2 separate regions of the Homo sapiens genome follow, and region 2 is linked to region 1. Evidence: read pairs that join two places in POLR2A ChIA-PET (ENCODE). Cell type or tissue: HepG2. All regions are shown on one strand. Links, peaks and the distances in the headings refer to the core of each region. The heading gives the core; the rest is flanking DNA.

Region 1 (4,397 bases), core at 293-4,292:
GCAATAACTGGGGCCTCATGAATAAATGAAACCCGCAGACATGCAGGCAGCTTCATAGCCTTCAGTGTCAGGGCATAATCAGCCATAGAGTTCAAATAAGCAGTCAAACTGGCTCTGTTTCCTGTTTCCATTGGACATGATTGAAACCGAGCAGTGAAATGGCTCTAGAAGAAGATTGCTAAAGGGAGGAGAGACCTAAGAAAGATACAGCCTTTATAATCAATCTAAGATTGGAAGATCTGTTCTCTCTAGAGAGAACAGTGGGCCAGCTGTGATAACAGTCTTGTGACAATCACTGTCTTTTGCCTAGTCCAAATAGCCCGTGGCTTAATGAACTGACTTGAAGCTAGGCTTGTGGCTTCTTATGGCTGAATTTATGGTCCCTTAGATATTTAGGAATTCCTGTGTGGGTTGTTTGAGACTCATTCACCTCGGGAGAGAGGTGATAAGAAAAAAGGGCAGCCAGAGGACACCATGAAGCACTGACACTTTGTGGAATCTCATGGATTGTGTAAATTCCACATCAGCTTCACCTCAAAAGCCAGAGGCCACTCTGGAGAATTCGAGGGAAAACACTGCAACATGCTTTTACTAGCGTGTCTATAGGCATGAACAGTCAGGACAACCTCCTTCCTTCTATGCTGTCCTTAATCTGGTTGAAGACTGAGGGGAAATGCAGAACAAGTTCTTTTCCTCTAACTGGCAGATCCCTTACCCAGAATACACTGATGTATCATATATGAGTCAAACAAAAGAAGCTTAATGCCACCTATTCTTTCTGACCTCCTCTATCCAGTGAGGGGCAAGAAGATGATCCCCAGTCCAGAGGATGTTAAGGGTTACAGTACTCAACCCTCTAGCTATGGATGTATTGGCCATGGGGTAGGGCAAGGGGGAAGTGCAGCCTGTGGCTTCCAGACTGGCCCTCATGCTTTGTCAGTTCTGTAAATGGGATGGCAGTGGCACAGGCTGGCAAGGGCATCCTACTACATCAGGTGGTTTCAAGGGAGGGCCAGAGTGCACCTTCTTTTACGGTGCTGACTATTCCTGGCCAGGCTCTTACAAAGATTGGCTGGACTTCCATTGGTAGGCCACACATGCCTAAATAACCCACTAGTCCTCTTGAACCACAAGCTACACACAAAAGATAAATATTTAAGTTCTGGGGGTTACAGTGATAAACATGCAATGTCCCTGACTTCATGGAGAGACAGAGTATAAGCTAATAAATATATATGTAATATGAAGAAAGAATAAAGCAGGTGGAAGTGGTTGGGGTGTGTTTGTTTAGACAGTGGGGTCAAAGAAGGCCTTTCTGAGAAGGGAGTGTTTGATAGAGTATATCAGTGATTGGAAGGGATGAGCTCTGCCAAGATCTGGGAGAAGAAGGTTGCAGCAGACTGAGGAAACTTTATGTGGGGGCTCGCTGGCATCTTGAGGACAGGAAGGCCAGCTGTGGCTGGAGCAGTGGGCTGGGAGGGAAGGTGGAGGAGGGAAGGTCATAGAGGCACTCAGGTCCCTGGAAGGGAGGGGGATTTTATTAATGGTGTAAAAGGAAACCATTGGAGGGTTTTAAGCAGGTAAATGATGGGTTCCCATTCATGTTTTTGTTTGTTTGTGTTTGTTTTTGTTTTGAGACAGAGTCTCACTCTGTCGCCCAGGCTGGAGTGCAGTGGTGTGATCTCAGCTCACTGCAACCTCGCCTCCCAGGTTCAAGCGAAATTACAGGCATGAGCCATTGTACCCGGGCCCAATTCATGTTTTTAAAAAGATCTATTTGCTAATTGAAAAGTGTGTTGTAGGGGAAAACATGGTAGTTGGGGGGCAGCAATTCTGGAAGCAGGGAGACCAGCCAGATAGAAGGCTATTACATCATCCTAGTGCAAGAGGAATGTGGCTTGGGTAAGAGAGAAGCATTTATTCCTATGTTGAAACTGCAGTATACACTATACTTAAATTGCATCATCTTGCTCTTAAGAGCTCCAGGTTTGGAATGATTTAGGAGACAGTCTTAGGATCAAGTGGAAAGAACCTTATTTGAAGAGAGCATTTGATTGCAAAACTCAGGCCCCACCAAAAGGTTATTTCCTCAGACCATTAACAAAAGGGAACTGTTCTATGAGAGTTGATTTAGCCCTTGAAGTAGCAGCACTCACTAGAAGAATTGCAGTGAGGGACCTTTGGAGGCACCCACAAGAAAAGCCCATCTAGCATTGAGCACATGGGTGGTGAAGAAAGACCTGTCTGGAAGTAAACATTATTATCATAGTTTGGGCTGCTGGGTCCGTGTACCTGAGACTTCATGCTCTTCACCTGCCCTGCTGGAATGCACTCCCTTTCCAACGATAGGTAGGAATCACTTTTGTTTGAGGACTCCCAGTATAAAGTTATTAACTCTAGCCATGCTTAGAGACCCCCCCGAGGAGGCTGTGCAAAGGCAGAACATGACAAGGTGAATCCAGAGATCTGATCCCCACACCTCTGCTGCTTACTAACTGGGAGCATTTAATGTGTTCTCATGTCTTCTCATTGCAGTTGCTCAGGATCTTCCAGGTTATATACTACATTCCTTGACATTCTTCTTTTCTATAGGTAGCTGCCAGCCCTTTGATATCCCTGGGACTGCACTTCCCCCTATGCTGCCCTTGGCCAGAAGTCATTTGCATCTCAGATATATTCAAAAATGTGCCTCAGCATTGGTTGCTTTGTGTATTCATAGCCCTGGTTGTGAATTCTTCTTTTGGCTCTTGTGCATGGACACACCATGCAGGAGCATGTTTTTCATTTTTAGTATCCTGTATTTAACAGAGAGCCTGTAGAACAGCAGTCTTCAACCTTTTAGCAACAGGGACCAGTTTCATGGAAGACAGTTTTTCCACAGGATAGGAGTGGGGTTGGGGTGGTTTTGGGATGAAACTGTTCCACCTCAGATCATCAGGCATTAGTTAGATTATCATAACAAGCATGCAACCTAGATCCCTAGGTTGCTCAGTTCACAGTAAGGTTCACGCTCCTATGATAATCTAATGCCACTGCTGATCTGACAGGAGGTGGAGCTCAGGTGGTAATGATCACTCGCCTCGCGCACCGCTCACCTCCTGCAGCCCTGTTCCTAACAGACCATGGACTGGTATTGGTCCTTGGCCCCAGGGTTGGGGACCTTTGCTCTAGAGGTTCCTTCTTGTGGTTTTTACTGGCTTTTCACCTGGATTCTTGTATTTGCATCTTGGACTCTCAAACTCTGCAAATTTCTTGATATATTTAGAAACATATGCATTTTATCATAATGTGAAGAGTAAAGATGACTGATTTGACTGTCACAGTTGAATACGTTGGGTCCTTGTGTAATTTTGCTGCTTCGTGTGGCCACCGGAAAACCCTCCCTTTTATGGAGTTGTGTTCTGGGAGATGGCGAGCATTCCCAGGATCCTTTCCCCAAGTCTGTCTTCACTTTTCTCCAACTTAATGCTAAGGATATTTCAGGCCAGGACCAGGGCCTTGTGTGAGCATATTCAGTATTATTCCCTACATGGATGTGATTGTTTACTAGTAGTTACTGTTTACTCAGTCCTTCCCCAACTTTGGTGTAGCAAGTTGTTCTAGCTTCATTTCAGGTTTTTCAGGAGGAACAACTGACCACACTTTCCTTAAAGGAGTCAGGGGTTGGATGTAAAGCCCATTTCTTTGTGTACCCATAAGTGTTCCTTGTTCCTGTTTCCTAAAGAACAGATGTGGAGGTGACACTCTATCTTGAATCCGGAAGAACTTACGACTTTCATTCCACTTCATTTCAAATCCAAATACAGCAACGACCACAGAAGAAAATGAACATCATTACTTTCTAGTTTTCTTGTGGCATTTTACATTAGCCCTCTGTAACACAGAGGGTTAATATATATCTCTCTTTCTCTCAGTTATGTTGAGTTGTATTATACATTATATATAGCATACATATATATTTAGGTATCTACATCTGTCTCCAGCCAAATTTCTCCTTGCTGGAGATGTGAAGATCTGTCCATCTTCACAGAATCCCACCAATGAAAACTCAGTATATCCGAAATTGAACTCACCCCCACTTCCCTGTACAAACTTGCTTTTTTTCTAGTATTTCTTATCTGAGTAAAGGGCCTCACTATCTCTCCGCTTATCAGAAACCTTTACATCATCTTCTTGTTTTCCTTGATAAAATGAATCTGTAAAGCCTGCTGATTTAATTTCCTAATCTGTTATTTCTCCCGCCTCTCTTAGTCCATTTCTTGTTTAGATTGCTTCAGTGGCCTCCTTAGTGGTTCTTCTGCTTTCAGTTTTGTTCTTTAATATTGCACACTACTTACAGAATATTCTTTCTAAAATACAAATGTGTTTCTGTCACTTCCTTATTGAGCTGGTATTCC
Region 2 (4,397 bases), core at 205-4,204, 180 kb after region 1:
ACCCCAGCTTAGTGAATCAGAATCTCTGGAGACAAGCCCTAGGAATCTGTATTTTTGTCAGCAACCTGTATAACTCTAAACACAGATTTAATAGCTCCAGTTCTCCAGGTTGCTTATTTTTCTTTACCTCTATGCTGGCAATTTTAGTGGCAGCTGGCACCTGCTGGCAGGTATCTTGGTGAAACAATGTAGGTACAATGGTTTTGCTATCTGTTATTCTTGTGCAGAGATAGGTTAAAATTGAAACAGCTAACATTTACTAGGTGCTTACTATATGCCAGGCATCCTTCTAGGCACCTTACATGTATTAACTCATTTAATTCTTATATAACCTTAGGAAGTAGGTACTATTATCTCCATTTTACAGATGAAGAACCTGAGGCACAAGGAGATTGTTTACTGAAAATCACAGAGCTAGGAAGTTGTGGGACAAGATTCAAACCTAGGCAAGCTGGCAGAAGCCCCCACTGTTGACCAGTACTCTAGCCAGTGAAATCTTTTCATCAATTGTTAACTATTAAAATAAGGGAAAATCAGTAATTGTTGGATAATAATCATAAGTACATTAGTATTATAAGGTACATTATATAGCAAAAAAAAAAAAAATGCACACACACACACACACACACCCCTAGTTGATATCTGTCACTAGGTTTGATCATTATACGTCACTATTTGACTTCCCTTTTACTCTCAGAAAAACCTTTTCTCCAGCTGATCTTCAGCCTCTGTTAAGGACCCTTCTGGGTAGTAAAAGCTCATCTATTAAGTTCCACTGATGTCTCCCTTAACTGTCATGGCATTGATGGCAGGGGGCATGCCCAATACCTAATTCTTCTGGTGTTAGTTTGTTAAGACTGGGTAGCTTAACAATAAAATCGCACTTTCTCACAGTTCTGGGGACTGGAAGTCCAAGAGCAAGGTGTCAGCAGGACTGGTTTCTCCTGAGGCTTTGCTCCTTGGCTCACAGACGGCCCCTCTCATTGTGGCCTCACCTGGCCTTTCCATCGTGGGCGTTAATCTCTGGCATGTCTCCCTTTTCTTACAAGGACGCCAGTCAGACTGGATAAGGATCCGCCTGTATGACCTCACATAAACTTTAAAGGTCCTATCTGCAAGTACAGTCCCATTCTGAGGTACTGGGGGTTGGGGCTTCAACATGTGAATTTTGAAGTAACATAATTTAGCCCCTAAAACCTCTCCTGAAAGACAGGCCGTGGTTACCTTAGCGACCCAATCTATTAGCTGACACAATCTATTCCTTTGTCTTTTGTTTTCTGGCCAAAAGTGAAAATGGGATAGTGTTTTCCTCCCCATTTATGTCGTCAATAAGAAACATCTGTGAGGCAGTCGTTCCCACTAAAAGCTATTCGCTTTAACAGCCAAGTAATTAATATTGCAGTGAGCACTGAACCTCTCATAAGCCTTGTTTTGTAACAATCTATTTCAAGTCACATTTCAGCAAAATGGGCTTAAAGAAGTTTCATTCCTTCCATCTCAAACCAAATGTACGTATCTATATGTTTAACATAAAATTGTGTCACAATGTCAGATAGAATTAGGGTCTCTTTTGCTTTTGTAGGATTGTCTAGTCCAGTTGGAGAGCTACTAAAGGAATTGAAGTATGTCAGAAGGAAAAAAGGTTCTTAAGACTTTTCTTGGAAACCCAAACCTCTCCACAAAGATAAATCTCAAATTTCCAGCCATTATCAGAACATCAGAGGTTTAAAAATCCTATCTGAATAATTTAGACATATTTCAGATGGGATAAACTATATAGTGGAAAATACACAGGCTTTTGAATCAGAAAGGCCTGGGTTCAAAACATAACTCTGCTACTAACTAGCTGTGTGGCATCAGGTATTTTCTTACCCTCTCTGAGACTCTCTCTTTACCTTTAATATAAAGATTAATAGTTACCTTGCAGTGATGTTGTGAAGATCAAATGAGATATTTCTGGAAAAATATCACAGAGCACAGAGCTTTACACATGGCAGATAATAAATGATAGCTATGACTCTGAAATACAACCTCACAGAAACCACAGTCACATGTCTTAACTTGAGAAAGTAAGAGGTTGGCAAGTTTATATGGGTCACTGAAACCTTTTCTTAAAACTTACTACTCCATTAAATCCAAAGCCTGGGAACTACTTGCAATTCTCTGAGTAACCCAAATAAAGTTCCTTTTTGTCGGCCAGATCTGATTGCTTCAGTTTCTGGGCATCTGGGTGGAAACCCTGGCTCCTAGAGGCTGAGACTACTCTGGCTTCATGGTAGACAGTCTATGACTGGCTTGGGAGAGCCATTTTTCTGTCAAGGGAGATATTTTGTGAGGATTCTAGGGCCCAGAGTGCTCCTTCTCATGTGAAGAGCCTGGTTGTAGCAGAAGCTGGCTGTGCCCTTTTGTTGTCCACAGTGACAGAAGGGTGATGACATAGATAAGGGCCTGCCACAAAACAGAACTGCTCTCTAATCAATAGGCAAGCGGGTCAAAGCACTTCTGTTGACATTTCCCTCTTCCGGCAGATAATTCAACACTTTACAGAGTACACATTTTTGCCCATTGCGCATTGACTCCACCCCACCCCCACGGTTCACATCCTGAATTCTGGCTCTCATCTTCTGAGGAATGGCAATTTGAAGCTATTGCGTGGTGGGCCTGCCTGACAGCTATTGCTGCTAGTGGAAAAGGCCAAGCTTCCGTGAAATATCTGGGTGTTTTACAAGAAGGTGTTTCTCATGACCTTTTCCAAGGGGGTACAGCTGTCCAGGAGTCTGTGTAGGTGGCCACATGATGGCAGTGGCCAAGGTTCTATTCAGATCACATTGCTGTTGTAGGGGAAACATAGACTTCGTCCCACCTCTCCTTTGCTCCATACTCAAGGGCTGCCTTGGGGAGTAGTTTTAAAGATTGGAGGTTGTTTGTGCAGAAGGGACAGGGGAATGGAAGTGGGCCCACACTAAATATGGAGGGGGGGCTCGCTGTGTTGTGTCACTTGCTAATGGTAGCCTCCCCTGAGATTCCTGTGAGGCCAGAGGGAAACTGTACTACAAGCCTTACTAGAGATTTGCAATACTGCCTTTTAGCTCATTGAAAACTAAATTGTTTTCCCAGTGTATAAGCCATGTTCAACTTTCAGATATTTGACTGTCAAACATTTCTCAGGATCCAATAAATATTACAGTTTGGGACTGCCTGTACTTCCTGGGTCTTATTTCATGTTGATCCGGGTGATGTTGCTGTCATTACCTCATGGGCTCTGATTAAGTTTAGCCTTTTAGTAGCTGATTTTGCACTATCCATTTGCTCTCCTGCTCTGGGAAGATTGTAAATTTGCACATGCTGCTCCCTCTGGTTGACACGCCCTTCTTCCTGCTTTCTCGACCTAATGCTCACTCACCTTCTCAGAATCAGTTCAAGGGCAAGAAGCTTGAATAGGCACTTCATACAGGAGGATATCCAAATGGCCAATAAACATACAGAAACACAGTCTACCATATTAGTCATCAGGAAGATGCAACTTAAAATCTCAACAGGGTGCCACTATGTATCCAATGGAATAGCTAAAATAAAAAAGACTGAAAATTTCAAGTTTTGCTAAGGGTATGGAGCAACAGAAACTCTTATGAACTGCGGGCATGAATGAAATTGGTATAATCATTTTGGAAAACTATTTGTAATTTGTTGACTATAAGTATAATCTATGATCCAGCAATTTAATTTCCCTTGTAGATATTTACCCAACAAAACTCATGCAGGTATGGATTAAAAGACACGTACTTGTGAGCAGCATTATTTGTAATAATCTAACATTGGTAATAACCCAAACAAGCATCAATAGTAAAATGGAATAAACTGCAGCATATTCATGTAATGAAATGCTATACAGCAGAGAAAATGAATGAATTGCGACAATAGGCAACAACATGGATGCATCTCACAAAAACATGCTGTCAAGTGAAAGAGGTCAGGCACAAAAGATATATGCTGTGCCATTTAATCAATTTAAAGTTCAAAAACAGGCAAAACCAACCTATAGCAACGTTGGAAGTCACAATGGTGGTGTCCTTGGAGAAGAAGGTGGGGTTACTGATGGCAGCTCTGGTAATGTTCTGGATATGAGTGATGGTTACACGAGTGGGTTGACTTTGTATCAATTTATTAGCTAACTGCTGAGATTCCTAATGTTTATGTGTATATTTCTAATTCACTAAAAAGGTTTGTTTTTTAAAAATGTATGTGCAAAAGGAGAATCATTTCAACTGTTGGCTCCTTCAGGAGACATTTCTGACTCCTCCTCCATCTTAGGCACCTGGGCCATGGGGGAATGGAGATGGGCCAAATCTCTATCCCAGCTTTCCAACACTCTATGCATTGGTTTACTTGTTTATGCT

Evidence for each region. Peaks named below come from ENCODE experiments on the same cell type or tissue, not always from the same donor. Only the 100,000 strongest peaks of a DNase experiment are listed, where the experiment ranks them.
Region 2: POLR2A ChIA-PET joins it to region 1 with 5 read pairs; 6 of 35 experiments call an interaction of 5 or more read pairs at or near these places.

What each region holds. Positions count from the first base shown.
Region 1 is chr2:190,526,414-190,530,810 of GRCh38, reverse strand. All of the region lies in intron 1 of NEMP2 (nuclear envelope integral membrane protein 2), which reads left to right. Among named protein-coding and RNA genes, the nearest start is that of NEMP2, 6.1 kb to the left of the region's middle. In HepG2, for the core only: no CTCF peak of the experiment used is centred there; DNase peaks (open chromatin) are centred at 540 and 2,030.
Region 2 is chr2:190,351,158-190,355,554 of GRCh38, reverse strand. All of the region lies in intron 2 of INPP1 (inositol polyphosphate-1-phosphatase), which reads right to left. Among named protein-coding and RNA genes, the nearest start is that of INPP1, 9.8 kb to the right of the region's middle. In HepG2, for the core only: a CTCF peak has its summit at 2,786 (motif pointing right); a DNase peak (open chromatin) is centred at 2,494; H3K4me3 peaks cover 359 bases.